2 separate regions of the Mus musculus genome follow, and region 1 is linked to region 2. A link is a loop called in an ENCODE intact Hi-C map of the cell type or tissue named here. Cell type or tissue: left cerebral cortex. All regions are shown on one strand. Links, peaks and the distances in the headings refer to the core of each region. The heading gives the core; the rest is flanking DNA. Region 1 holds the start of Dnah7a (dynein, axonemal, heavy chain 7A). Region 2 has its middle 58 kb from the start of Gtf3c3.

What was found. Peaks named below come from ENCODE experiments on the same cell type or tissue, not always from the same donor. Only the 100,000 strongest peaks of a DNase experiment are listed, where the experiment ranks them.
Region 1: it touches region 2 in a loop (6-fold over the local background); 7 of 42 quality-filtered maps call a loop at or near these places.

What each region holds. Positions count from the first base shown.
Region 1 is chr1:53,698,454-53,713,686 of GRCm38, forward strand. It overlaps Dnah7a (dynein, axonemal, heavy chain 7A), which reads right to left and starts at 8,331. Exons shown (of 66, transcript NM_001252070.1): 1 at 8,225-8,331; 2 at 3,565-3,627; 3 at 179-241. The coding sequence starts at 8,239. It overlaps Gm32311 (a long non-coding RNA gene), which reads left to right and starts at 1,873. Exons shown (of 5, transcript XR_373404.3): 1 at 1,873-3,410; 2 at 5,978-6,575. In left cerebral cortex, for the core only: CTCF peaks have their summits at 5,883 (motif pointing left) and 8,055; DNase peaks (open chromatin) are centred at 5,854, 8,102, 8,386 and 8,611; H3K4me3 peaks cover 833 bases; H3K27ac peaks cover 939 bases.
Region 2 is chr1:54,373,016-54,388,248 of GRCm38, forward strand. No RefSeq gene overlaps it. Among named protein-coding and RNA genes, the nearest start is that of Gtf3c3, 58 kb to the right of the region's middle. In left cerebral cortex, for the core only: CTCF peaks have their summits at 8,468 (motif pointing left) and 8,677 (motif pointing right); DNase peaks (open chromatin) are centred at 7,911, 8,482, 8,684 and 9,465.

The DNA.
Region 1 (15,233 bases), core at 3,871-11,870, 670 kb before region 2:
AAGAACTACTTGTGAACAGGTCCACATCCCCCTGTCCTATTTACCATCTTTTCTCTCCTGCCTTTGGACAGTGGGCTGGAAGGAGAATCAAAACATTTGAGAACTCTTATTAAAAGTAGGTTTTAAAAAAATTAAGCGTACAAATGGTAACATTTTAGAAATTATATAGATAAATTACCAAAGATAACTGTGGTAAGACTGTTGTCGGCAGCTTGACCTTTTCTTTGCTGGATAGTTTATCCTGCATAAAATACACGAAAGAAGAGAAAAGCATTAACACAAATTTTATATTGTCCAGTGGATTTTCTCATACACACTTGGTGAGGCAGCCAGCAATCTGGCACCTGTCCGGGACGCACCCTCCCCCTTTTGTGTTGCTAACCAGAGATGATCCTCTAGCACCTTAAACTGGTGTTCCATGGTGGCTTTCCACAAGTGTCACCAAGTGCCAAGTGCTAGAGAGACAGGTTTCCTTTCAGGATTTCAGTATCCCAAAAGATGGCACCACCTCCGCAACACAATCTCCACTGAGGTCTGAGGCTGAGCTTTCTGAGAAATAATGGATCTTGAGCACTCTCCTTCACATCTACAGAGAGTGGTTGTTCCAGTGTCTGGCCTGCTCTTCATACCTATTCTGCCCAAGTAACCTCTATAGTCCTCTGTAGCTTTGAATCTCTTGAAGTATGGCTGCTCTGACCTGAAACGTATTACAAATAAAACTTGTGCTGGATTTTGAAGATAATTCAAAAGAGAAGGTGTAAATTATCTCACTGTAACTCTTCAAATTGATTACATTATATTTACATTGACTATATCATATTTGGCATATTCCACAATGTTAATATAAAGTAGCATATTTAATACTACAATTAATATTTGATATAATTTAATACTAAATTTTTGAGACAAATACTGTTGGAACACTGTCATGCCTTTTATACAGATAAGGAATGTCCTGTTTTCTGTTTTACACATAAAATATGATGTGCTTCTAACCAGGACAGAATATAAAAAATAGCCAAAATTCTTTTAGTGTTTTGAAATTTTCAAGAGAAAAACTAATGGCAGCCAAACCTTGAAACAAAGGTTCTCCATACAGAAGGATATCAATTCACTTACTGAAGACAGAAAGGGCATCAGGAATTAGAGGCCAAAAGATAGGAGCAAGCTTGAGAGAAGATATTGGGGTGAGCAGCCAGGGAACTTGGGTTAACTCAGTCCAAAGGCAAGTCATTCCTTTTAAACAAGGAACTATTGAGCCCCTGTCATATGCTGGTTTTACTTAAGGCAGTGAGTCTAGTTATGGACAGTATCTGGTCCTCCCCTCTTGGTGCATACATTCAGGTGGAAGTCTTCACAGCTGTATCAGAATAGATGTGTCATACAGTATCAAGAAGTAATAATATGGGGGAAATCAAAGAGTGAAGGCGCAGTGATGTGCTAGATGAGACAGGATCAGAAGGGACTCTGCAAAATTAAGTTTATGTGAGAACCTGAAAACAGAGTGAGGAGGAGAGGAGATAGGGCTGCATAGCCGGGCGCTCTTATATCATGGAAGATGTGGGTTTGGGGCTCTGGCTAGCATCAGAAGTCACTGCAGTCCCTCTTATGGTGACTTTAACCCCAATTTATAGAACATAGTCTCAGTTTACACCTCTTGTTCAAGCACAGTTGGTAGCGCTTTCTCTTCCAATATGTCTGTTTGGATGACAAATTATTCTGTTACCCTATTGACTGTACAAAGAGATATCCAATGTTATTCCATACGTGTTTTTAGAAACAGTAAACATGGTACATATGAAGAGACTAAGGTCAGTAGTGGGACTAGGCTGACAGTAGTTTCAAATAAGGCAGGCAGCAGAAGATATGGGTTTTGGTTTACAGGCAGTGCTGTAAGACAAGGCTACCTCAGCCTTCCTAGGAGCCTACTGACTGCTCTGTTCAGAATCATTAACTCTCAGGAAAGGAAAAACAAACCTTCATCTTGGTTTTCAAAGCTCTCATCCCTATTCTCCAAACCATCTTACTTCCAAACTATCTCCTCCATTTTGTTGCCATATGGCCTGCATTGCATAGACGTAGCAGACGGTCAAGGTCTGGAAAAGTGTCCTCTGTCGTTCATCCCTGTACCCACAGGCACAAAGGCCATGTGTGCCCAGAGGCGTAACTACAAGATTGAGGAGGGCTATCTCACTCCCGTCACAGTTCATGAAAGCATAGAGCAATTGTGCTGGATCAGACCTCTAAGACTTAGAGAAGCCCGAGTGCCCGTGAGCAAAGTCACCCTTAGTCTTGTGGCTGCTGGAGTGCTTTCACACGAGTATGAACTTAATGTTTAGATACAAACAAGGAAATAGATTCTTTTAAACTGTCTCAAAAGTATGATTTCTCCTAAATCACAAATGCTCAAGAATATAAAAGAAAACCCACAAGATGTGCTTAAATGTGAGCATACTGTAAGGTTTTCAGTCAGCCAGAAAACACATTTTCAATAACCATATGGCTTATTGGCTTGAAAAAATTCATTCACCTGACCCCAAATACTTATGCAGTGACTGAACACAAGTGTAACAGGCTCATACTCCCCAACAGCAACATTTTCAATTTTATAATTTGTTAAGTTTTAAAGAGAAATTGTTTTTCATTTCAGTACTTTGATTTGTGAACTAGAAAACATAAAAACATTGATAGATGTAAGAAAGTTAAGGTTTTACTTATAAGATTCCCAATAATCCTGGCTGAAACACTGCAAACAGACTGAAAATTAAAACAGGTGCTTAGAAATGCTCAAGATTATTCCCTTGGTGTTTTCATTTAAGTCTCTGGTTTTGTTTGTTTGTTTGTTTGTTTCGATGCATTTATTTAATAAAAAAAAATGTTAGGAATCTTCCCTGTACAAAGCAATGCAGATTCCATCATACATTTTATTCTAAGACTTGAAAAATATGTTTCAAAATAATATCTGTCCTGAAACTCTACTTAGACTCAAGTCTTAGAAGTTGTAAGAGTGCAATTCAATGTCATTAAATCCAACAGAATTAGTAGATAGTAGATGGTAAGTTTTACTGCAACAGAACCAAACTTTTCCAATGCTTTGTCCACTAACAGTGCCTAGTAGCTGCCTTTTCCACAGACAGTGGTAATTTATGGAGAAATAATGAAAACAAAGCCAAAGTCTACAAAATCTTTTGTAGTACAGCCTTTGACACTAGAAGAGCCATCTCCTCTGATGTCACAAAGGAGGTTCAGAGAAATAAATGACCCAGGCAAAGTTCACAGTGCCAGACACACCACCATGACCAAGCCCTTGTTTCCTGATGCTAACACTGACATCCCTCCTTGAGATCATCTGGGATTTCTTTGCCTCAGATTCCTCCAACCATCCATGCATGCTAGGAATTACTAATGTGGTGAGTTTATCAAGGTAGTGGTTTTTCTAAGATATGCACCAGACAGGACTTCCCCATCAGGATAGATTCAACTAGAACACAGAATTAGAAATCAGATAATAGTAAGCAACACTATCATAAGAGAAAAAAGAATGATAATATATTAACAAATTACCATAGGCAACTGTGGTAGGAATCTCACTGGCGTCTTTGATTTGCCTTTAGTGGATAGCTTATCCTGTGTAGGGAGGAAAGAACCGGTTTAATTTAATTCACTCAGTCAAGTTTTACATTGTTTGCTATAAAGACAAGCATACCATTCAAAATATCCTAAAACTTGATTTTACTGATAATATAATCTTATATATAGAAAAATTTATAATACACCAAGGAATTATTAAAACTAATTAGTTCATCCAGCAAGGTTACAAGATACAAAATTAGCACACATATACACACACAGAGTGGGGTGGAGGCTGCAGGGAGAGACTAGTACTAAGCAGTTGAAAGTTGAAATTAAGAAACCATTTCAGGGTTGGTAAGATGGTGTCTCAGTTAGGGTTTCTATGGCTGTGATAAAACACCATGACCAAAGCCACTTAGGTTGCGGGACGTTTGTTTGGCTTACAGGTTATACTCCAACATCAGGGGAACCCAAGGCAGGAACCCCAAACAGGAACTGAAGCTGAAACCACAGGGGAGCACTGCTTACTGGCAAGCTCAGCCTGCCTTCTTATAAGCTTCTGGACCACTTGCCCAGGTCCAGCACCACCCACAGAGGGCTGGGCCCTTCCAGACCAGTCCTCAGAGAAAATGCCCCACAGACTTGCCTGCAGGCCATAATTAGGAAAGGTTTGGGTGGGTTGGGGAGCAGGGTGGGGGGAGGGTATAGGGGAGAGGAAACTAGGCAAGGGGATAGCATTTGAAATGTAAGTGAAGAAAATATCTAATAAAAAAAGAAGAAATGAAATGAAAAGAAAAGAAAAGAAAAGAAAAGAAAAGAAAAGAAAAGAAAAGAAAAGGCGTACTTTCTCCACTGAGGTTGTTCCATTTTTGTTTTTGTTTTTTTATAGATAGGTCTAACTTGTATCAAGTTAACAGAATTAATTAATTAATTAATTAATTAGGTATTAATTAAAATAAACTAAGCCACTTAACCAGGACAGATGGCCTTGTAGTTAAGGCACTTGCCACCAAGCCTGACCACATGAGTTCCATAGCCTGGAACACACAATGGAAGGGAAGAACAGACAGCCTTTGTCCTCCAATTTTGTGCTCAGGAATAAATTTTGGGGGGAAAAAGATGTTCGATGTTTTAGTTAAACTACACCATAGCATTAAAAATGCTTTTGACTCTGGAGCACTCATGCATACTGGGCACTGGCTCCCAGATGATTTGTGGACAGGAAAGTGCGTCTGCTCATAATAGTTTCTTTCTATGAAGGCTTCCTCTATTTTTAGTAATTTCTGTGACAGCTATGTTGTTTGCCCCTCCCTGAGTCTCTATTTTGTCCTACTCTGTGATGAGGATGATAGATTCTATGTACAGGCAAGGGCAACATCTAAGCACCTAACTATCAAACTTCCTGTCAAAACTAACCAATAAGAGCCGTCACAACATACTGAGCACCAGGAGCAAGTACTGCGGATCTGTGGGACTAAACAGTCCCTGACTGTGGCTCCTGGGACAAGGGTTGTGTTTCTGACTCTCACGGGGTTCACTGGCCCCTCAGCCACGGCCGTGTGCTGCCTGTTTCCTCACTAATCTAAATTTGATTCTCTCTGCCACGTTTTGCATTAGCTCTAAAACAAAGCCTGCCTCACACTCCTGTGTGCTCCCTGACCCCCCGAGCCCCGGACCTCTGCAGAAGCTCTCTATCCAACTATTCTTTAATTACCTTTTAGAGTATACATCTGTTCTCTGTAGGAACTTAGTATAAATGCATGCTCCGCAACAAATTGCTGAACAGTCTAATCCTTCAGATTTTTCTTTCTTGGTTTTTATCTACTCAACACTTGGAAGGGATATTGTGAAACCTGTTACATAACCAACCCAAGCATGAGCCGTGCTTAAAGGTTTCTGTTGAACTGACTTTTTTTTTTCTGCTAAATTTCCAATAACCTCTCACAATTTAATAGTGTTGTTGGAGATGATGTCATATACCTACATTCCAGCACGTGAGAAGCTGAGATAGGAGGATTTTATGAGTTCAAAGTTAGTCTCAACTCTGTAGTAAGTCCTTGTTTCAAAAATAAATTCTAACAGCTTAGTCCAAATATGAGTGACACATGTTTGAGTTATGGTTGATAAAGTTGTTACTACAGTACTGGTCTCACAGAAAACTCTCTCCTCTTTCTTTTTAATGATAGACAGGCAATTTGATGGAGAGATGGCTCAGTGGTTAAGAGAGCCTGTTGCCTTTGCAGAGGGCCTGGCATCTAACATCTACATGGCCACTTGCAGCAGTCTACGGTTTGAACTCCGGGATTCTAATGCCCTCGTCTGGCCTTTGCGGGCACTGCACACATGGTACACACACATACAGGCAAAACTCTCATACAATTTTTTTTTTTTTTTTTTTGGCCAGGCAGTGGTGGCACATACCTTTAACTCCAGCACTCAGGAGGCAGAAGCGAGCAGATCTCTGTGAGGTCTGGGCCAGCTTGATCTACAGAGCAAGTCCCAGGACAGCCAGTACTATACAAAGGAACCTAATCTCAAAAACCATCATCATCGCCATCGTCATTGCATCATCATCGCCATCGTCATGGTCATCATTGTCATCATCATCCTCTTAAGCGAATAAGCAGTTGAACGTGGCAGACAAACGATGGTCACTTGGCTCTGTACAGTTGAGTACTGAGCATAGCGTGGCTGCAGCAGTTTTGCCTCCCCTGCGTTTGTGAGCAGCTTCCTAGTGGCTGAGTAGTGACACTTTAGAATTCTGGAAACTCCTTCAACTGAATCTTTTAAGTGTCTGAAGTTTTTTCCTAGCATTAAAAATGAAACGAGCAACTGGGAAAGACTTATATTTCTCTTTAAATACCGAACTTAAGAGAAAAACCCAGACAGCTATCTCTGAAAAATGCCACATCCCTCTCAACCTTCCACTCATGAGAGGAAATGTTAAACCCCTCAGTAAATACAATTCTGCCACTGCTCACTGCTTCAAACGGAGTGACAACGTAAGTAAATGTCATGTGAAAATGGAATTTCCGAAAATTTAATCCATTTATTTGTTTTAGATTAAAGTATAGAACTTTCATCTTTTCAAAAGGAAAACTGTAGTCTTAAATTAGCATAGGTGAAAAGAATTAATAAAAATACCTTTCCAGGAAAACCACTGTACAGTTAACAAAAGAACTATTTTAGATTTTGACAGTATAGATTGTGGTTGCATGATTGGGCCAAAGTCTTACTTGGCCATCAAGCAAATGAGCAACTCGAGTATAGATGGTAACGAGCTGTGATTTTGTTAAGAATCACACAGGGAGGTCTAGTGATTGCTTGGGTGGTTTTTGTTGTGTTTTTTCCTCTTACATGTATCTGTAATTTGGGGAAATTCTTTCCTCATTTGTTCGTGTACTGGTCATTGTTAATTGTACTTAGATATATGAAACAAAACACCTGTCTCTTAGTTCTTAGTTAATATGTGGATTGCAAAAAACTGAAAACTTTCTCCAGCATTTACATAACTACTGCTTACTTGGTTAGCAGGCTTGACATCCTCTGCTAGTACTCTATAACCTATATAATCTATAACTATAGCTGTAATAGGATAGATATGACATGTCTTTCCAAGGAGCTCTTGTGTCGAGGGGTGACACCAATTGGTGATGAAAATGCTACTTTCACCCATAAATTAATGTAAGTTTGTGGGAATGGGCCATTGAGAGTAAAGCCCCGCTGAAGAATGAGGGCTATTAGGGGTGTGCTTTCAACCTGTTGCTCTTTCTCTAGCCTCTTCCCCAGTGCTCTCTGCCATGCCCTCCTCCCTGCCTTGATATAGACTTCAGTCCAGCGCCCAGAAACACCCAGAACCCAGCGACCTCTCAAGCCATGAGACAAAATAAGAATTTTCTCTCTGAGTTGCCTTGCTCTGTTTTGTCACAAAACCTAAATAGCACAAGATTGTAAACTACCCTCCCGTGTGAGAGAGTGCATGTGCCGGTGACCGTGCGTGTGCGTGCGTGTGTGATATGTCCATGTTTTGTGTAAGGGTGCCCCTGCCTCTGCCCAGAAGCCAGTGAATCACTCACTGACTTACTACTTTGAGACAGGGTCTCTCACTTAACCAGAAACTAAGGGGTTGGATGGGAAGTTGCTGCAATCCTCCTGTCTCTGACCCTCGCAGAGCTGGGTTACAGGCAAGCTCAGTCACACTGGGCCTTGAAGTGGGTGCTGGGGATTTGAGTCTATGTCTTCATGGCTTCATATCAAGCTCTTAAGCACTAAGCCATCTCCCCAACCCCCACATCATCTTTTGCAGCCATTTTCACAACAAACTCGGTTTATAAGAGAAACCACTATGGAGGGATGAAAAATCTTAAAAGCTGAGTACAATTTTCAGATTGAGAATCAACTTTTTATTTGGGTTGAACTGGCATCAAAACCGCCCACCCTCCTCCCACCCAAACACTCCCAGTGTGCAGCTGGGGTCGCTGTGGAGCCAGTTTCCACCGATGGCGCATCCAGTTTGTGTCCCGTTGTTACGACAACGAGGTCCAACGGTTGGGAAGGAAACTGGAGGGAAAACACTCAACGCCAGGGTGGTACTGGAGTCTGCTCCTGCGTGCCTGGCCCCCGGGACCGACCCTGGCGGCCCAGCTCTCACCTTCTTGCTGCTCATGGCGTCGACTTGCGGGCCAGGCAACGCCGGCCGGGATCGCTGCTGCGGAACTCAGGACCTGGAGAGGAGAGTTGTTCGCCGCTGGACAGCTCTAGGCTCTTTCTGAGCTGAGAGCTTTAACCGCCGTGGTCGATTCGTTGCTAAGCAACAAACTGGCGGATTCTACTTCCGGTCGTCTGCATCTGCGAGATGAGGTGCAGAACTTTCTGAGAGGTCGAGCAGGGTGGCTCTCTGAGGCCTAGGTGGCTTCCAACACAGCCCTCACTCCACTTTACAGAGGGTGGCAGGCAACTGTGAGGAGCGAAGACCCCTTGATGTCTAAGTGGGTCCTCAAGTTACTGCATCTTTCACCGAGTCTGCGTGGGCGTGGTTCTCTGCCTTAAGCCTTCATTCGGCTGTTTCTGCAGATTTCATTGCTAATGTAGGCAAATAGAATAATGACAAGGCACTCAAGACTAAAGCCTGTAAAGTGCTCCATATCCAGGAGCCTCAGTGTTCAGTTCTGTTGACTTCCCTAACACACTAGAAAGTGAGCCTTCGGAAATTCATTTAAATCCACGCGTGATTGACTACATGAACGAAGCTGTGCCAAGACAGTCCCTCAGGCATAGGCTTGGGTGACCGTAAGGCATGTGTTCATAACTAATAGAAACAGTGCTGTGAGTCATTTCTCTTAGAAGATGCAGAAGAAACGTGAAAGCTGAGATTTGAAAGAGGAGGACACATGCTGTGCAAGGAATATTTCGGGCAGAGCAATCAGATGCAAAAGCCTGAGACATTTCATGGTTATTAGAAGAACAAAAAACAAAAATCAGAAGAACAGAAGAAAATTAGAAGAACAAAAACGAAATCTATCAGACTGTCGTTGGAATAAAGCACATTGGAGTCCGGTGATGAAGATGAAGATAAATAAGTGCTCTATTTTAAAGATCTGGTAAAATAGAGTGAGGAGTTTAGACTTCAATGTAAACTGCCTCCTACTGAAAAGTTTTTGTTTAATTTTGTTTATTTATTTTGGTTTGGTTTTGAGATCGTCTCATTTCTTAGCCTAGACAGGTCACAAACTCTCAATCTGTCTGTGGCAGCCTCCCAAGTGCTAGAATTACAGGCTTATGCCACCATGCCTGACGGTAAACGTTTTCTGTTGAGAAATGGCAGGTTCCTAACCTAAAATTTATGTGACATCTTAAGGGATCTCGAATGGCCAAAAACAACGTTTTTTAAGTGACATATTTGGAAGCCTCATATTTTTTTTTATTTCAAAATTTAGTACAAAGCTACAGTGATGAAACAATGTCTTCACAACAAATGATACTGAGGAAAGTAGATATCCACGTGCACAAATGTGACATAGACACTTAATGTCACATATAAAAATCACCTCCTGTAGGTGGATTACCTACATGGAAGAACTAAAACTTTAAAACCTTTAATGAAAACAGAGGGTCTCATGGCACTTGATTTTCTTTTGGTTTTATTTTTTATTAAAATCTTATTTATTTTATACACATGAGTGTTCTGCATGTACCCAGATGCCAGAAGAGGACATCAGACCCCACTACAGATGGTCCTGTGCCCAGGCCTGCAGGGATAATCAGTGGGGACCCAGGGCAAGGGAGTGAGAGAGTGGGAGGGAAGGAGACAGGAAGAATGATAGCAATTCAATCACACTGATCAAGCTCTGAAAAACTTTACTCAGGAGTGTCAATATAAGCATAAGCAAAAGGAGGCTCCAAGGGAGGGGGAAGAGCCCAGGGGCTCTCTGAAGGTCAGGTGGCAATCTTCAGCTCTTGGAACCAACGGTCACAGTGTCCTCTTTTCCTACAAACATTCTTACTGTTAATACAACGAATGTTCTCTCAGGATTGTTTATGTAAGCTAGAAAATATCCACAAGGCCATGGCTCCCAGCAGTTGTGACCCACCATGTGTTTGCTGGGAATTGAACTCAGGACCTCTGGAAAAGCAGACAGTGTTCTTAACCACTGAGCCATTTCTCCAGTCCCCTCTTTTGGTTTTATATATTTATTTACTTGGGGGTGGAGGGAAGCATGTAGAGGTCAGAGGGCAATCTGTGGGCATTAGCCTCCTCTCCTTCTACCATGCATGTTCCAAAGATTGAACTCAGGGTAGCAGACTTGATAGCAAATGTCCTTACACACTGAGCTATTTCACTGGCTCTATGGCACTGGGTTTTGCATTAACTTAATAGATCTGACCCCCAAAATAACAGAAGAAGACAAACTAACTCAACCCTATTCAAAGGCAACATTCAAAGGTATCATTCTTTGTGCAACAAAGAAACTATCAGACTAAAATGGCAATATGTGGAATAAGAACAATTCTTTACAAATGTTATACTGGAAAAGAGATCTATACTCAGAATATTAACAAGTACTCGCAAGGATGCAGAAGAGCCAGAGACCTTGCACTACAGGGCAGTGTAAACTGGTATACCTACTAAGAAAAAACAGCCTAATGGTAACTCAGAAAACCAGAATCACCTCATGGCCCAAACATCAAATCCTTAAGCTCCAATTAAAGGGTTCACAAAGTATGTAAAGCAAGAACAAATGGGAATCTATTTTTAAAACAACCTAAATACTAAATACCAATAGCTTAAAAACTGAACAGAAGGGGAAACCCTAAAAAAGAGCTCAGAAAAAGTGACCAGAGTTAAAAAGAAAATGGAATAATAAGACAACCAAGGCAAAAGGTGTTTTAAGGGATGTGATAAGTGATATCAAAGGCTTCTGAAAGAGAGTAAACTAATGATTTCAGGTCGTCAGGGGTGAGCATACCATGGAGCTTTGGAGTGGTGCATTGTGATACAGCAGCACTGGGAGGGGCCAGAAGAGAACCAATTGTAAACATAATGTTATGGTGCACTGTGTAAAGATTATCCTTGGATTACTCAAATGTTGATCTCTCTGCCTCCATTTCTGGTTGCAAGACGAACATGCCATGTAATGGTTATTCTGTGTGTCTCCTGCCTGAATATTGTGTAAACATTGCTTCCCATTTAGTCACTGATTTGCCAATAAAAGCTGATCAGCCAATGGCTGAGCAGAAAAGAGAATAGGGCTGGACTTCTGATTCCATTCAAGGGAGGGGGAGAGAGACGGGAAACAAAGAGTCACCAGGAGGAGAGAGTCGAAAAGACACCATGGGAACCCACACTTGGAGCAGAAAGAGAAAGAGCTAGATCAATACCATACTGCAAGTATCTCAGGGATTTGGGCTAGGAGGTAGCCAGATAGTTTAAAGGAATAGAATCAATCAATAACGGCTCAGCTACTACGCTCTAAAGCAGCTTGATTAAATAAATCTTATAGTCTGTGCCTCATTTATTTGAGAGCTAGCTAGGATAGAGAAGAATTATCACTTTTTAAATTGCACTAGCAACCAACAGTGAACAATATCCAACAATATTCTGTAGAGGAAGCTATTGATTCCCTAATTGGTTCTCGAATTGTGTCAATAAAGAGGGCAGAAGCTAACTCCTGGAGAAGAGGAAAAGATGGGATTTCCCGGTCCCATGAGGATGCGAAGGGGATGAGATAGAGAGAGGTAGCTTTTCTGCCAGGCTTTGGGTAGAGGAGCACAAAAGCCATGTAAGGCCTGGGGGCAACTAGAACCGGTGGTGGCCTTCACTACCAGAGGAATTCTGATATAGGATAACTGAGGAATTTAGGGCAATAGATTCTGTGCCCAGCAGTTGTGTTATCTGGCTGCTTTTAAAGTGTTAAAACTGTCTGGTGCTTTCCATCCACAGAACAAAGGTGGGCAGAGAAAGGGCACAGCTGGGGCGGTCATTGACAGCTCCGCAGAGCTAGCCGCGGGATGGCTGATGGATGGAGAGTGATCAAAGCTCCCATCATTCGTGGGAAAAGTGTCAGCTGGCTATTGGTGGGGCTGAGTGAGGCGGGCAGTTGCTGATCACAGAGTCTGGCCGGGAGCATGGGCAGAGCTCTCGAGAAAAGCAAGTCTGTTTTTAAAATTATACGGTACAATATTCAAAACATCTTACGACTAAAAGGTAAAAACATGGACCTGGAGCATTGCCCAAAATAAGAACGATGTTATTTTAAACAGGAGAGTTTTGCTTGTGTTTAAATACAAATGAAAAGGAAACATGTCACATGCCATGTAAGTCAAGAGAAAGAAATGAAAGTAGGTAATATTAGACTCAAATAAAGACACTCTGAGAAGACATCTTATAGTTTGTGGTTAAAAGGTAGAAGAAAGAAGGAAAGTTTGAAATCAGTAGCTTATGGAAAGAAGAAACAATGCAGGAGATGAAAGGCTTAACCCACGGTGGACAAAACCTCTCAATTAGTGATGGCGCCATCCCTAACAGCTGTGCTGCTTTTCCAAAGGCTTTGGATTTAGAGACAAAACATCCTGCGATGGCTGGTACCACAGCAGGACAATGGAGAAGAACATGGAAGAGTCTGGTGAGCCTGAAATCAACAGAGGAAGAAAGGGCTGTTGGGTGCACAGAAGCAATGTTAAGTGGGAAGGTGGAGGCTCAGCTGGGGGTGGAGCTCAGCGTGGGTGGAGCCTCAACAAAGATGGCTGACGTGGGCGGAAGGAATTCTCAAAAGGACAAGAGTCAAGCACTGACTTCGATTGCAGAAGTGTACCACGTTTCCATTTGGTCTTGGAAGTAGACATCTGAGGTTGGTCATGGCGATTCAAATGTAACGTCACAGCCATTTCTATGAATAGTAAAAAGCTGAGGAGAAGCAGATAGTAGGCACGGATGGTGAGAATTGGTACCAGAAAATGGTCCGCAACTAAGCAAACTAGGTCCATATCCCCATGAGTACAAAGCCAAAAAGCACCAAGCAGAAGGCAGAACATGCTAGAAACATATATTGCCTGCAAAGGGTATGGAGAATGTAGAACCATTTTGAATGCAGTGCATCCCTGAACAAAGAGTTGGGGGTTTTATTTGAGATATATCTTTTTATATAGTTAGGAACTTGGGAGTAAACACATCCCTGAGCTTGCTTGGCTCAGGGGGCATTAAGATGATGAAAAGCATACTGCGGGGAATTCTCAGTTCTGTTTCAAAGAAATCATATATACTAATTTTATAAAATAATGAATTATCATATTTCATACATTTATATCTGTACTTTAATTGTATTTTACCCACAGTTCCCTGCTTTTCCTCTCCCTACTGAATATTCCTTCTAATTCATTATAACTTTTTTCTTTTAAGTCTAGACTCCCCGTGAGAGAAATCATGTGATAATTGTGTTTCTGAGTCTTGCTTATATTATTCGACAATCTCTAGTGCATTTTTTTGCAAATGACACAATCTCATTCTTCCTTGTGGCTCAATAATATTCCATGTGTCCATTTTCTTCATCCACTCATCTGCTATACCTAAATTGATTCCCATAACTTGGATGTTGTAAGCAGTGCCTCAGTAAACATGGATGTACAAGTATCCGTGTTGTATGATGACGTAGGTTTCATGGCTACATGCCCAGTAGTCATACAGATGGATCATGTGACTTCAGTTCTACTTTCAGGATTCTTCCTTCCTTCCTTCCTTCCTTTTTCTCTTTCTTTCTTCCTTTCTCTCTTTCTTCTCTTCCTTCTCTCTTTCTTTTAACCTAATGCCAATTTCCACAGAACCACAATCATTTAAATGTCTACCAATACTATATAATGGCTCTACATCCTTGCTAAAATTTTTTCTTTTAAGATAGGGGTCTCGGGGCTAGAGGGATGGCTCAGCGGTTAAGAGCACTAACTGCTCTTCTGAAAGTCCTGAGTTCAATTCCTGACAACCACATGGTGGCTCACAACCATCCATAACAAGATCTGGCGCCCTCTTCTGGAGTGTCTGAAGACAACTACAGTGTACTTACATATAATAAATAAATAAATCTTAAAAAAAAAAAAAAAAAAAAGATAGGGGTCTCACTGTGTAGTCCTAGCTGGCCTGGAATTTGTTTTGTCTGTCAGGCTGGCTTCCTAGTCACAGAAGACATCAATCCGTCTGCATCTAATTCACAAGTGCTAGGATTAAAGGTGTGCACCACCACACTCAGCCAGTCAAACATTTTAATGAGCTGAGTTTACCTGTTGTAACCTTACACAAGGACCAGGATGGCTTAGTCATTCTGCCTGTTTCTTGTAAGTTTCTCTGGAGTTTTAGTTTTAAAAAAATTTCAAAACAGACAACTCCAAAGTGACTTCACATAGGATTTTGGCTCTAAAGCTACCTGACTCACATAACTGCTGCAGACCCCAAATCTGGAGATTGGAGACAAATTTCAGGAAGAGACAACAGTCAACTGAGGCCAGGAGGAAGGAAGTGGATCCGAGAACGGGGTGAAGATACACAGTACTTGTCCTTCTGTGCTCCAGAGGCACAGTGGGAAGACTGGAAAGCCAGTCGAGCATACCAGTTTGAGTCACCCCATGTAGAATTATTAAAAACATTTAGAAGGTAAGAAATAAGAAGAGAAAAAATGACCTCAAAGCCCACAGACAATGAGTGGGAGAAAGGAAGGTGTGGCCAGGCTACCAGCTAACAAGGCCTTCTCCAAGCAGTTCCCAGGAACAGAGGGTGCTTGCTAGAAGCCCAAGGTCAACTGGACAACTTTGTGAAGGGTCACATCCTGAGGAGGTCAGGGGGCATCTGGGGATTAACAGCAACCACTGGAGACAGACAGAAGCCTGAGATGGCCAGCCATTTCCCATCAATAAGCATACTTCAGTCCTTGCCTTCTGGACACATGCCCCACACTCAAAGGCCTATAGTTGTCATGGCAGACATCCCATTACTGTGACTTTCTGCGTTGCTTCTGCAGCCTCCCATTCATACTGCTTCCCTGGCCAACTTCTCGCTTGCAGGATCCTGCTTCTAAATCTGTCTGCAGCAAGGCACCTTGCCAAAATTCTAGAAAGAAACCCATTTAATGAAATTCGGCAAAAGCAGTGCTTTTATGTGTGTAGGTTGTCCTGTACTC
Region 2 (15,233 bases), core at 4,286-12,285:
ATTAATTGAAGTAATTAGAGTGGCTGTTGGTAACTATTGTAAATCATTTCGGCAGAGTGCTAACTTCTACTGTGGGCCCCTATGGGTCTGACAGTAGTGGCAGTGTCCGAGTGCTGTCAAGGTGTCACACTGGTTCACTTTGATGCTGAGTTTTAAGGAATACCTGTTGGAATTAAGAGATGCCTTCCTGTCAAGGGATATTGGCCCATAGTTTTCTTTCCATGAGTCTTTACCTAGTTTTGGCATTAAGGTAACACTGGCTTTATAGAATGAGTTTAAAAGTGCTCCCTCTTTCCCTCCCTGCCTCCCTCCTTCCTTCCTTCCTTCCTTCCTTGCTCTCTTTCTTTCCTTCCTTCCTTGCTCTCTTTCTTTTCTTTATTTCCTTTGGATAATTAAAAAGTATTGGCTGTAAATCTTTGGAAGTTTGGTTGAATTCTGCTGTAAGTACATCTGGAACCTGGGTTTGTACTGGGTGTGGGGTAAACATAAGGCTTTTAATATTATTTTCATTTCCTTGTTTTTAATGTTTGGTTTGTTGATCTATTCATAGTTTAACTTAGGTAGTTAAATTGAGAAATCCATCCATTTCTTTTTTTAATTAATTTTTGATACTCCAAATTTTATTCCTCCCCCCCCCCCCCATCTACCTGTGGACTGTTCCACATACCTCCTCCTCACCCCCTGTCTCCACAAGGATGTCCCCACCCCCACCCCACCTGACCTCTAAACTCCCTGGGGCCTCCAGTCATCTCGAACACATGCCCTGCAGTCCTCTGCTGTATGTGTGTTGGGGGCCTCATATCAGCTGGTGTATGCTACCTGTTTGGTGATCCAGAGTTTGAGTGATCTCGGGGGTCCAGATTAATTGAGATTGTTAGTCCTCCTTCAGGGTTGCCCTTCTCCTCAGCTTCTTTCAGCATTTCCCTAATCCAACAACAGGGGTCAGCAACTTCTGTTCATTGGTTGGGTGCAAATATATACTCCTGACTCTTTCAGCTGCTTGTTGGATCTTCCAGAGTGCAGTCATGTGAGGTCCCTTTTTGTAAGTGCGCCATAGCCTCCTCAGGCCTTGTGACCTCCCCTTGAGCTGAATCCCACTTTGGGCCTGTCACTGGACCTTCTTTTCCTCAGACTCCTCTCCATTTCCATCCCTGTAATTCTTTCATATGGGAACAATTATGGGTCAGAGTTTTGACTGTGGGGTGGCAACCTCCTCCCTCACTTGATGTCCTGTCTTCCTGTTGGATGTGGGCTCTATAAGTTCCCTCCCCCTACTGTTGGGCATTTCATCTAAGGTCCCTCCCTTTGAGTTCTGAGAGTCTCTCATCTCCCAGGTCTCTGGTGCATTCTGGAGAGTCCCCCAACCTCCTACCTCCCAAGGTTGCCTGTTTCCATTCTTTCTGCTGGCCCTCAGGGTTTCAGTCCTTTCCCCTCACCCAATATCAGATCAGGTTCCCCACACACACACACACTCCCCTCCCCATCCACTTTCCCTGCCAGGTCCCTTGCTCCCTCCCCACTTGTGATTGCTTTCTTCTCCCTCCCAAGTGAAACAGAGGCATCCTCACTTGGGCACTTCAGCTTGCTGAGCTTTTTGAGTTCTGTGGAGCATATCTTGGGTATTCTGTACTTTTATTTTACTTTTATTTTTTGGCTAATATCCACTTATTAGTGAGTACATACCATGCATGTCCTTTGGGTCTGAGTTACCTCACTGAGGGTGATATTTTCTAGTTTCATCCATTTGCCTGCAAAACTCAGGATGTCCTCATTCCTAAAAGCTGAGTAGTATTCCATTGTGTAAATGAACTACATTTTCTGTAGTGGGGCATCTGTGTTGTTTCCAGCTTCTGGCAATCACAAGTAAGGCTTCTATGAACATAGTGGAACATGTGCCCCTGTGGCATGGTGGGGCATCTTCTGGGTACATTCCTAAGAGTGGTATTGCTGGGTCTTCAGGTAGATCTATTTCCAATTTCTAAGGAACCTCCAGATTGATTTCCAGAGTGGTTGTACCAGTTTGCAATCCCACCAGCAATGGAGGCATGTTCCTCTTTCTCCACATCCTCTCTCACATGTGTTGTCACCTGAGGTCCCACCATGTGTGCTCTTTGGTTGGTGGTTTAGTCCCAGGGAGCTCTGGGGGTACTGGTTAGTTCATATTATTGTTCCTCCTATGGGGCTGCAAACCCCTTCAGCTCCTTGAGTACTACTGTCTCTAGGTCCCTCATTGGGAACCCTGTGCTCCATCCAATGGATGGCTTTTGCATCTTAGACATTCTGATTGGTATAAGGTGGAATCTCAGGGTCATTTTGATTTTCATTTCTCTGATCACTAAGGACTTTGAACATTTCTTTAGGTGCTTCTCAGCCTGAGATTCCTCTGTTGTCATTCTTGGTTTACCCCATTTTTTGATTGGGTTGTTTGGTTTTTTTTGGTGATTAGCTTCTTCGGTTCTTTATATATTTTGGATATCAGCCCTCTATCGAATGTGGGGTTAGTGAAGATTTTTTTCCAAATCTGTAGGTTACCAATTTGTCTTATTGATTTTGTCCTTTGCCTTACAGAAGCTTTTCAGTTTTATGAGGTACCATTTATCAATTCTTGATCTTAGAACCTGAGCCATTGGAGTTCTGTTTAGGAAATTTCCCCCTGTGCCAATGAATTCAAGGCTCTTTCCCACTTTCTCTTCTATTAGATTCAGTGTATCTGGTTTTATGTTGAGATCTTTGATCCACTTGGACTTGAGTTTTGTGCAAGGTGACAAAGTAAGTTTATTTTCATTTTTCTACATACAAACAGCCAGTTAAACCAGCACCATTTATTGAAGATGTTTTCTTTTTTCCATTGTATATTTTGGCATCTTTGTCAAAGATCAAGTGTCCGTAAGTGTATGGTTTTATTTCTGGGTCTTCAGTTCTATTCCATTGATCAACACATCTGTCTCTGTACCAATACCATGCAGTTCTTTATCACTGTAGCTCTGTAGTAAAGCTTGAGGTCAGGGATGGTGAATTCCCCCAGCTGTTCTTTTATTGTTAAGGATTGTTTTCACTATTCTGGGTTCTTTTGCCTGAGAAATCCATCCATTTCTTTTATATATTCTTGTTTTGTTTTGGGAGATTTTGTTTTGTTTGAGAAAAGGTCACACTATGTATCCCTAGGGTACCTTCAAACTCACAGACATCTATGTCCCTTTGCCTCTTGAGTACTAGGGCCAAAAATAAACATTAATATTTTTGAATTTTTTAGATTTTGTAACTTAATGAATTTTAAAGTATTCTCTTTTCAGACCGGGCCAGCTCACAGGATGTGTGACTAGGGTTTGGGAAGTTGCATGCCGGCAGGTTCAGGAAATTTACCAGGCTAGACCTGTACATGGCTCTGAGACCCAAAATAGACCTAAGAATTGGATGTGGTACAGTAGGCTAGGTGCAGGCATTCAGACTACATTCTACCAGCACACAGGATATGTGGCAGGGCCAAGCTCCAAGGCTGGGAGTAGTTCAGACAAGACTCTTCAGACTGCATGCTTTGATTTATTTTTGAGAGTACTGATCCTTCTGAAGCCTGGAGATAATGCCTAACTTATTGGATCAAGGGATAGACAGTGGTTCTACATTGTCTATATTGTTGACACCATTAGAGCATGGCCTAACCTTTCCATATTTGTAAAACTTAAGAGGAATCTATATGAACTCTATATAAACTTTGCTCCCAGATTTAATATGCCTGTGAAGTTGTTTAGTCTTAATAGATCCATCTGTAGTGATTAAAAGTTTTGCTGGGTATAGTAGTCTTGGTTGGCATCTGTGGTCTCTTAGGGTCTGCAAGACATCTTCCCAGACCTTTCTGGCTTTTAGAGTCTATGTTGAAAAGTCAGGTTTAATTCTGATAGGTCTGCCTTTATATGTTACTTGGCCTTTTTCCCTGGCAGCTTTTCATAGTCTTTCTTTGTTCTGTACATTTAGTCTTTTGGTTATTATGTAGAAAGGACTTTTACGATCCGATCTGTTTAGTGTTCTGTAAGCGTCTTGTGCTTTTATAGGCATCTCTTTCTTTAGGTTAGGGAAATTTTCTCCTATGATTTTGTTGAAAATATTATAAAGGCCTTGGAGCTAGGAATCTCCTCCTTCTTCCATTCCTATTACTCTTAGGTTTGATCTTTTCATAGTGTCCCAGATTTCCTGGATGTATTGTGTCAGGAATTTTTTAGATTTAACACCTTTCTTTGACAGATGCATTGATTTTTTTTCCTCTGTCTTCTACACCTGAGATTCTCTCTTCCATCTCTTGTATTCTGTTGATGATGCTTGCATCTGTAGTTCCTGTTCTCTTCCCTAGGTTTTCCATCTCCAGGGTTGCCTCGGTTTGTGTTTTCTTTATTCTATTTCTATTTTCAGGTCTTGAGCAGTTTTATTCATTTCCTTCATCTGATTGTATTTTCCTGGATTTCTTTAAAGGATTTATTCATTTCCTCTTTAAAGGCATCTATCACCTTTACAAGATTGGATTTAAAGTCATTTTCCTGTGCTTCAACTATGCTAAAATATCCAGGGCTTGCTGTAGTAGGATAGCTGGGCTCTAGTGGTGTCATGTTGCTTTGGCTTTTGTTGATAGTATTCTTTTGCTGGCATTTGGCCATCTGGTTGTCCCTAGTGCCAGTAGGCCTCTGTGAATGCCAGCAGAGTTGTAGGTCAGGAAATGGATCTCAGGGACTAGGGCATAGCTCACTGCTGATGTGTGTGCCCCAGGGGGACCTGTCAGGCAGGGAATTGGGGAGCTGGATAGCCCTGGTGCCCACAGCCCTGCAGGAACACAGGCAGAGCCTGGGTGGTACTAAAGAGCTCTGGAGATAGGGCATAGTTCACCACTGCTGGGTGTGTCCTAAGAGAACCCAGCAGGCAGGGTTTACATGGGTGTTTCTGGTGCCTGTACAGCCCTGAGATTAATTTTTTAGTATTCTATAAATAGCCATTTGTATTTTAAGACAAAATTTTATCTCACTAAAAGTAAGTTTGTCCTTTGTTTTTAAAAATAGCTCTAAACTGTTGTTCTTCAGGAACTTCTATTCCACATGGGGTAGAATTAATTGTGGATAACACTAATATCAATAAGCCTGTTCAAGATGATATTTTCTTGTTCCAGCCATTTACCTGCAAAATTCATAACATCCTTGTTTTTAATAGCTCTCTCTGCATAATAACCAAAACACTAAGTGTACAGGACAAGGAAAGAATATGAAAAGCTGCCAGGGAAAAAGGCCAAGTAACATATAAAGGCAGACCTATCAGAATTAAACCTGACTTTTCAACATAGACTCTAAAAGCCAGAAAGGCCTGGTGAAACCCCTGCCTGCTGTGTTCCCCTGGGACACATCCAGCAGCTGTGATCTGTGCCCTCTTCCATTGTGTAAATGAACAATATTTTCTGTATCCATTCTTTGGTTGAGTGACATCTGGGTTGCTTCCACTTTCTGCTATTATGAATAAGACTTCTATGAACATAGTAGAGCCATGTCCTTGTGATATGGTGGAGTATCTTTTGAGTATATGCCCAGGAGTAGTATAGCTGAGTCTTCATATAAAACTACTTCCAATTTTCTGAGGAACCACCAGATTGATTTCAGGAATGGCTGTACAAGTACAGCAATGGTGGAGTGTTCCATCCTGAGTGAGATAACCCAGACCCAAAAGGATATGCATGGTATGAACTCACTGATAAGTGGATATTAGCAAAAATGTACAGGATACCCATGATACACCCTGCAGACCCTAAGTTAAACTAGAAGGATGACCCAAGTGTGGATGCTTAAATCCTATTTAAAGGGGAGCAATATAATCATGGGAAGCAGAGGGAGGGAGGGACCTTGTGATGGGGGGTGGGGAGCAGGATAAGGAGTGGGGGAAACAACAGGGGTGGCCCAGAGGACCAGGAGAATGAATAGTAATATACAGCTGCCAGGGGTGGTGAGGTGGAAGAAACTTCTAAAAAGTCCCAGAGATCTGAGATGGGGGAAGCTCCCAGGACTCAATGTGGGTGACCTTGGCTGAGATGCCCAACAGGATATGAAACATGAAAAGACCACCTCCAATAGTCAGACAGGACCTCCCAGTGGAGGGATGGGGACACCAACTCACCTACAAAATTTTCTACCCAAAATTGCTCCTGCCTGAAAGAAATGCAGGGACAAAAATGGAGCAGAGACTGAAGGAATGGCTGACCGGTGATGGGTCCAACTTGGGATCTATCTCATGGGGGCTGGGTGGGGCAGCACCAATCCCTGATACCATTACTAATGCTATGTTGTGCTTGCAGACAGGAGTCTTGCATGGCTGTCCTTTAGAGGCTCTACCAGCAGCTGACTGAGACAAATGTAGATACTTACAGCCAATCATTGGACTGAGGTCGGAGACCCCTATGGCAGAGTTAGGGGAAAGACTGAAGGAGCTGAAGTGGATGGCAACCCCATAGGAAGACCAGCACTGTCAGCTAACCTGGATCCCTGGGAGCTCCCAGAGACTGAGCCACCAACCAAAGAGCATACACTGGGTGGTCCAAGGCCCCCAGCAAATATGTATCAGAGGGTTATGTTGTCTGGCCTCAGTGGAAGAAGATGCCTCTAATCCAGTGAGACCTAATGCCCTGAAGTGAGGAGCTACCCAAGAGGGGAACACCCTCTCAGAGGTAAAGGGGAGGAGGATGGGGTGAAGAACTCAGGGAGGGGGGCAACATTTGGGATGTAGATAAATAATTAATAAAAACTAAACATGCTGTGAGGTTGCACTTGGGACCTAGAAAAGGACAGGGAGCTAACTGGCTCTGCTAGTGTCCATTGGCATTTCAGAATCCCAGAGCTTGGATTTCTTTACAACACAGACTGTTCACTCAACATTTCCTGGACATATCTGAGTGTATGTGTAGGCATTCTAGCAGAATGTTCTTGTCTAGTTCTTGTCTTACACATTGGCCATAAGTTGCATTGGTTTCTAGCTTCTTACTTTCTAAGGCTATCTAGGGCTGGATAGAGTCTCCATATCAGAAGTCCATTATACTATTCTTGGAACATACTTCCAAGGAATAAGTGGGAATTAATATACAAAGAGGACTACAAGTCAATATTAGGACGCAAAAACACTAAAATAATAGACAATGTAGCTTGTTTACCATGAATGAAGATTCAGGTTTGATCTCCAGGACCACAAAACAAAACAAAATTTATATGATCCCTACAGATTTCTGAGAAAGCCTTTAATAAAATGTTAAGACAAAATGGACTTTAACACTTACTAATGATAAAAATAAGAAAATAGGGTTACCGAGATGGCTCCATGGGTAACAGAGTCCTGCCAAGCCTACTGATCCGGTTTTGATCCCCTGATCCCACTTTAGAGAGAACCAGCTCTGAGAACCCTACTCCCACAAGTTCTCATTAGACTTCTGCATGTATCTCACGACATGCACACATACACTAAGTTAGTAAAAGTAAAAAGACATAATAAAAAGATAAAATGGAATTAAGAGATACTCTTTTTTAGCATGGTCAAGTGTATACAGACAAAAAGTGTATAAGCCTACTTAATAATTTTAAATATATGAACACCTATTGCTAAAATGGAGGGGAGGATAGCACAGCCTCCATTACAAAACATGTCCCTGCAATCATGAGGTCCTTCAACCATTTGAACATAAGAATGGGGAAAGCAAAAACATCTGAATACCTGGAAAATTCCTAAGGAATGATCACACAACTTAAACAGCACATGACAAGCAAGCGAGACGTGTCCAGAGTAAACATAAAAAGGAATAGCCTTGGGGGAGGGCCAGTGCTGTGGATCAAACACCAGAGCTTTGCACAAAGTGGAAAATAGAAGCATCCGTGAGTGATTACATAATGGGGTGCATCATGCAGCCACTCGAGTCCCTGACCAGCTTCTGAGAAGTGCTGCCCTTGTCTATGGGGGAACCTAGGAGCTCAGCCCAGTCCAGCTACCCGGACGGCCGTACAAAGGTCTAGCATCTGAGTAAAAGTCAGCATGCAGTGGGAAAATCTGCATTGTTACCACACCACATAGTAATGGCGACTCCCTCACATCTACCCTCACACTGTGAGACACAATTGCAGCTTAGTAAGACTGGCACAGCTCAGACGATGTGAGCATCGGCAACCTACAAGGACACTAATTATGATGTCCTCTTTCTTGGTTAGGGTGGCAGTGATATACATGATACATACACACATGTATGTATGTATGTATGTATGTAACAAGTACTGAAAAGATGCCATGAATTTGAGAGAGCAAGGTTTTGAGGCAAGAAAGAGAAGGATATAAATGATGACATATAATTATATTATAGTCTGAAAAATAAATGAAAAAATGCTGTTCCATCTCTATACTGGACAGGTGTCCCAGTGCACTTGGAAAGTTCTGTGGAGCCCATGCTCCCCCTAGTGGCCAATTACTCCCCTTGTCTCCTTTTTATGTTCAGTAAGACCTACACTTGAAATGGAGAAAATTCACGAATACCCAGTATCTATGTAAACAATACAAAACTGGGCTTGGAAAGTATGTCATTAAAAAGTATGCTTAATCACTTTGCTCCACTCAGACCCCTCTTTTTCTAAAGTATTTTAAATGTTTTTTAGGTTTCCTTTTATGTACAGGTGTTTTGCCTGCTTGTGTATCTGCAGCATGTACATGCAGTGCCTGCAAAGGCCAGAAGAGGGCATCAGATCTCCTGGACCTGAGGATTAGGAGGTTGTAACCCAATATGAGTACTAGGAATCAAACCCAGGCCCTCTGAAAAAGCAGCCCGTGCTCTTAACAGCCCAGTCACCTCTATTGCCCCCACGTTTTTAATTGAGACAGAACCCACTTTCCCCACACCTTGCCTCCCTCTAGGTCTTCCCAACTACCCTCCCTTGAGCCCCTCATATGTCCTCCCCACTCTCAAATGAGTATTTGTATTGTTACAGTTGTGCATATGCATATATGCATGTGTATATGGTGTATACACACAAATACATGTAAATACAACTTGCTGAGTCCATTATGTTGGTGTGTATATGGTTTCAAGGCTGACTACTCTGCACTGGACAACCAACAAGGGGGTCTCATCCCTGGGAAGACTCCTTCTCCTTCTCCCAGCAGTCATTAATTGGCTGTATTTCTTTCCCAGGAGTGGGATGCCACACATCCTCTTCTGTGTTAACAGGTCTATTGATATTGCCATTGTTCCAGTCTTGTCTATGCAACCATTTCTAGGAGAGATTGCTTCACAGCAAACTTCATGGTCCTCTGGCTCTTTCTTTCTGCCCCCTTTCTTCTGTGATGTTCCCTGAGTCATAGATCCAGGAGCTGTGATGTACATTCATCTCGTGTGACTAGGCTTCCCACAATGCACTGCTCTCTGCAACATGTTCAGTTTTGTTTTCTGGAATGGTCTCCATTTACTCTACATAGAAGCTTCTTTGATGAGGAATGGTAGTTATGAGATTTAGAATATAGTAAGGAATTATGCTAATCTGGCAAAGTGGCAGTAGTAGATTCTTTTTGAAGGCCCATGACCTCACTATCCCTGGGAAGCTGGCTAGGGTTCCAGTACCAGGCCTTCCTGCTTGGATGTGAAGGTGTCCTGGGACTTGGAAGCCGAGGAACCACACAGCTCTGAGGGGAGAGTGTATCCCATTGGAAGGGCATTCTGAGAAATGGGAGCCCAAGACCCACACAGCTGAGAGGATGCCTCCTCAGCAGAGGCATTGCTGCTCCCAGGAGAGGGGATCCCCAACTGAGCTCAGGAGCGCAGGAGCCTCAGCCCCACTCCATTTCTTCACTTCTCTTCATTGCTTCTTGGCTTCCTCTGATGAAGAGCCACATCAGGCAACAAACCTCATAAGATATTTATTGGGAGGGTCCAGGGTGTGGAGGGATGAATTGAGGGGTAGTTGCCTCTTCTACTGGGAGTAGACAGCTAGGAACTGAGCAGACATAGCCTTTATATAAGGTTTCTTAGTGGGCAAGACTTTCTAGGGCAGAGATTTCCAGAGTGACGATTTGTGGGGTTTCAAGTCCGAGTTTGGCAGTGCTCAGGGATTGGTGAGTTTTCCTGTTCAGACTTTTCACCTAAAATTATCATAATCAGGGGAGGGTCCTATTAAGGGGCTGGAGATGACCTCTGTGACAGTTACAGAAGTTGGAAGTGCCATTATGACAATTAGGGAGGTCCTGAGGAGGGGCCTGGCTGATAGACCTTCTCAGGGAAGGGGAGGTGTCCACTTTCTTGCCTTGTGGGTTTACAAAATACACAAAATTTACAAAGGGAGTGGCCTGAGTGACATGACTAGCCAACACCTTCCGGTCAGATCCAGCTCAAATTATGAGTCCTGTCCAAAATGTATGATGATAATGAAGATATGGTAGAATAGTGGGGAGGGGCTCCCACTGCAAAGGAGGAGGGAAGAGCTATACAGAAGGAAAAGGATAGGGAGCAAATAACACCACGGTTTTTTATTCTGCCTTAAGGGATCCTATTTTTTTTACCTGAAATTATACATATTACATATACATGTATGTGTAGCCATACATAATCTTTTTAAGTTTTTTAATGAATTTTTTCACACTATATTCTTATCATTCCTCCTCCTCCCCCATCTCCTCCCAGATCCTCCCCATTCCCTTTCCACCAACTCTATGACCTTTTTCTTTCTTGCTCTAAAAACAAAAACTAAAACTTTTTAATTTTTAATTTTTTTTAAAAAAAAAGACAAAATATACTAAAAGAACGAGTGCATACAAGATAAGAAAAATGGGGTTCATTTTGTGTTGCCCAATTACTTCTGGGCATGGGGCCTGCCTTAGACTATGGTTAATATTCCCAACAATAGCCCACTGGAAACACTGACTTTCCCTTCCCAGCAGGTATTAACTGCAGAGTGTCTCAGTTAGAGGTGGGACTTTATATCCACTTCCTCTTCTCAGTACTGGGATTCTGTCTGGTTTTTAACTTGCATAAGTCTTGTGCATGCTACAGTCACTGTGAATTCATATCATCAGTCCTCATGTTTCCCTGGTGCTATCCAGCACTTCTGACATGCATATCATATATATAATATTAAAAGTTGATGTATTAAAACAATGAAATTATTAAGCTTAACTCTAAATGTACTGTTATTTAATGCACATAAGAAAATACAAGACGGAGTACCAACCTGGGGCAAGAACTTGCTTTTAAAAATTGGAGATACTGAATGGAAAACAATCACTGTGTGACTTGAGTTTAGGAGGGAGGGAGAATTGGTTTCTCAGCTGAGTCACATGGGTCTTCCCCAAGCTGCACAAGCCTTGGAACTAGAACAAAGGCACACAGCACCCACCCACCCTTAGCAAAGGCCTCTGGCTGGCTCAGAGAGTATGAACTCTCAGGAGCTGGGAGCCCCTGCTGTGCAAACAGACAGGCTGCTCAGAAGGGAGAGGAAGGCAGACAATAGAGACTGCTCTCCTTCAACAAGCAGGTAATCAAAAGATAAAGATGAGTGGAATGTAATTTAATTGTTTTTAAGGATAGATTAAAGTACAATGGTAATGTTTAAGCGGTTTTTTAAGTATTAAAAGGCAACTTAAAGTTAAACACAAAGGAAAGAATGTTAATTCAAGAGATAGATAGATAGATAGATAGATAGATAGATAGATAGATAGATAGATCCACAGAGATACTAATCTCAATAGAATAGAATAAATGAGAAAAGTGCATTAGAAGAAATTTGAAAAGGTCTATGCCAGGGCAGCATTAGGGATCTCAATATGGTCTACATGGAATTTCTGGGACTGCTTAGCCTGGTTTGACAAATTTAGAGTCTGGAAATAGGCTTATACAGTAAGTAGAAGGGAATTTAATTGAAGCTGAATACATAGGAAAGTATAGAAAGTTAATAAATAAATTGAGGCTTTTGATCTTAAATGGTAGGTCAAGAGCAGGGGAAGAGAAGTAGAGAAATCTTATCTCAGACAGTAGAAACTTATGTTAATTTAAGTATTATAAAGAGAAATGGGACATACATATCCACAGAGATACTAATTTCCATAGAAGAGAGAATTTTAAGTATACATATGAATAATTTAGGCCTTGATCTCATGTAGATCAGGGCAGGAAATTGTGGGGGAACACTATCTCAATAGATAATAATATTTGCTTAGATTGCTTTAGTTGCTTTGAATTGTTTTATTTATCAAAATGCATGTGGTTATAAGTTTGGGATCCTGAACCAAGGACATGTTATTTTGGGAGAGAGGCTCTGTATTTGTGTTAATAGAAAAGAAAAGGCTTTGGACCGCTTCCAAAGTGATATGGATCAAATATGACAGAAAGATCTCCTGAAGTTCTTGGCTACAAAAAAGAAAAATTTGAAAACATCAAGCAGGACGGGTAACTGATTTGCTGATTCCTATACATGGGAACAGCTCAGTAACTGGTTTAGACATAAAAATGTCTTTAGCCAAAACTTCAGCTAAAATTAGACAATAAATTTTGTTGACTATGAAATCCTTAAGATTCTTCATGCCATCCTTCATATGGCATGAATAAAGATTACAATTGGTTATGATCAAATTAACTCATTAAAAAAGACAGCTGCCTTCCACCTGTTCAAACAAGGAGCAAAGATTTATCCTTAACTGCTCTGTGCATCCTGCACAATCCACTGCTTCCAAAACAGCTTCAGGGATCTGGAGATTCCAGATGACCTCACTTCATCCAACCTTTCTGACAGATGCAGCCAAAACTTCAGTCAAGCCCTGAGCCTTCTAAGCATGCAGAGACTGGATAACAGATACTAAAGTTAGCTTTCTTAAGTCTAACCAAATTTTCTAATTTTCCTACAGCTCCCCACTCCTTTAAAAAATGATCCACCTTCCCCTTAGGCCATTTTAAATACGTATGTATGGGTGTAACTTCGCTATAGTTCTAAGTATCTATTCTGGTTTCTCCTTTGGTCTGAAACTTCCTTTAGTTCTAAGTATCTATTCTGGTTTCTCTTTGGTCTGAAACTTCCTTCTTCCTAGTGATGGTAAATTCCTGTGTAAGGGAGTGACCTAGGTTTTATAGTGTAGTACTAGAGGCTATTCTGATTAGCAACATTCCTATTGAATTTCTAGCCCATGATCTTCCTCAAGGACTTCTAGGACTGTTGGAACACTGGTGGAAGGCTTTAACTATGTCAGAATTCAATCTTAAAAGGCACTTATAATAGGAAAATACTGAAAGAGAGCATGTGGATCCATACACTAGACTAACTCGGGAATGGAAAATTAATGTATGGGATAAAGGGAACGCCAGACTCCAGGAGGAGAGCTTCCGTGAAGCTCTTTGCCTCATGAGCAGCTTTTAGGCATCCCTGCCTGACAGGCTGACTCGACCGGAGTGCCGTGGCAAATTATAAATGAAATATAAGAAATAGTAATTAACTGCCATAATGTCATGACATTTTGGAATGTTAAATTCTCTGAAAAAATTTTCAGCCCTTTTTCTATTTTGTCTTCTTAAAACTGTTTTTTCTATTTCCTCATTGAATTCTGGCACTTAAATGTCTAACCCTGTAAGCCTTGTGTTTTCTGAATTCATCCCTTCTTGTGGTACCCATTTTGTGGTGTGCTTAGAGTGTTTTTGCATCCAGAGACATCTTGCCTTTATTGACACTCCAGCCAATGACTGAGCAAAATCAGAATACAGAGACCTCACCATGACAGCCATCTTTAGATTCTTCCAGCGGGCATCTTGTCCAGCTCAGCCATGGAGCTGGAAGTCTCCTATCCCAAGCCATCACCTCTTTTTACAAGTGCTACTAACCAGTATACCTTTGTGGAACCCAGTTGAGCTTATGCAAGAATATATTGGAAAATGGAGTTTTAGAGAATAAAATTACTTCATGTGAGGACTGGGTGTATCTGAGTCCAAGAACACTTTCCTGGCATGCCAAACTAGTCAACTGGTTCAATGAGAGACCCCTGCATTCATGTGCGCACATGCACACACACACATACACACACACACACACACACACACACACACACACACACACACACACACACACACAGAATAAACAAGAGATACTATTTATACACTCAATCAGACATACCCTAATGCTGATATTGAAATGGGTGGCCTCGAGCACCCTGTGTGGGCCGGGGACAGCCGGCCACCTTCCGGACCAGAGGACAGGTGCCCACCCGGCTGGGGAGGCGGCCTAAGCCACAGCAGCAGCGGTCGCCATCTTGGTCCGGGACCCGCCGAACTTAGGAAATTAGTCTGAACAGGTGTGAGGGTGCGCCAGAGAACCTGACAGCTTCTGGAACAGGCAGAAGCACAGAGGCGCTGAGGCAGCACCCTGTGTGGGCCGGGGACAGCCGGCCACCTTCCGGACCAGAGGACAGGTGCCCACCCGGCTGGGGAGGCGGCCTAAGCCACAGCAGCAGCGGTCGCCATCTTGGTCCGGGACCCGCCGAACTTAGGAAATTAGTCTGAACAGGTGAGAGGGTGCGCCAGAGAACCTGACAGCTTCTGGAACAGGCAGAAGCACAGAGGCGCTGAGGCAGCACCCTGTGTGGGCCGGGGACAGCCGGCCACCTTCCGGACCAGAGGACAGGTGCCCGCCCGGCTGGGGAGGCGGCCTAAGCCACAGCAGCAGCGGTCGCCATCTTGGTCCCGGGACTCCAAGGAACTTAGGAATTTAGTCTGCTTAGGTGAGAGTCTGTATCACCTGGGAACTGCCAAAGCAACACAGTGTCTGAGAAAGGTCCTGTTTTGGGCCTTCTTCTTCGGCCAGGAGGAGGTCCAAATACAAGATATCTGAGCACCTTCCCTGTAAGAGAGCTTGCCAGCAGAGAGTGCTCTGAGCACTGAAACTCAGAGGAGAGAATCTGTCTCCCAGGTCTGCTGATAGACGGTAACAGAATCACCAGAAGAACAATCTCTAAACAGAGTCAACTATAACTACTAACTCCAGAGATTACCAGATGGCGAAAGGTAAACGGAGGAATCTTACTAACAGGAACCAAGACCACTCACCATCACCAGAACCCAGCACACCCACTTCGCCCAGTCCAGGGAACCCCAACACACCTGAGAACCTAGACCTAGATTTAAAAGCATATCTCATGATGATGATAGAGGACATCAAGAAGGACTTTAATAAATCACTTAAAGAAATACAGGAGAACACTGCTAAAGAGTTACAAGT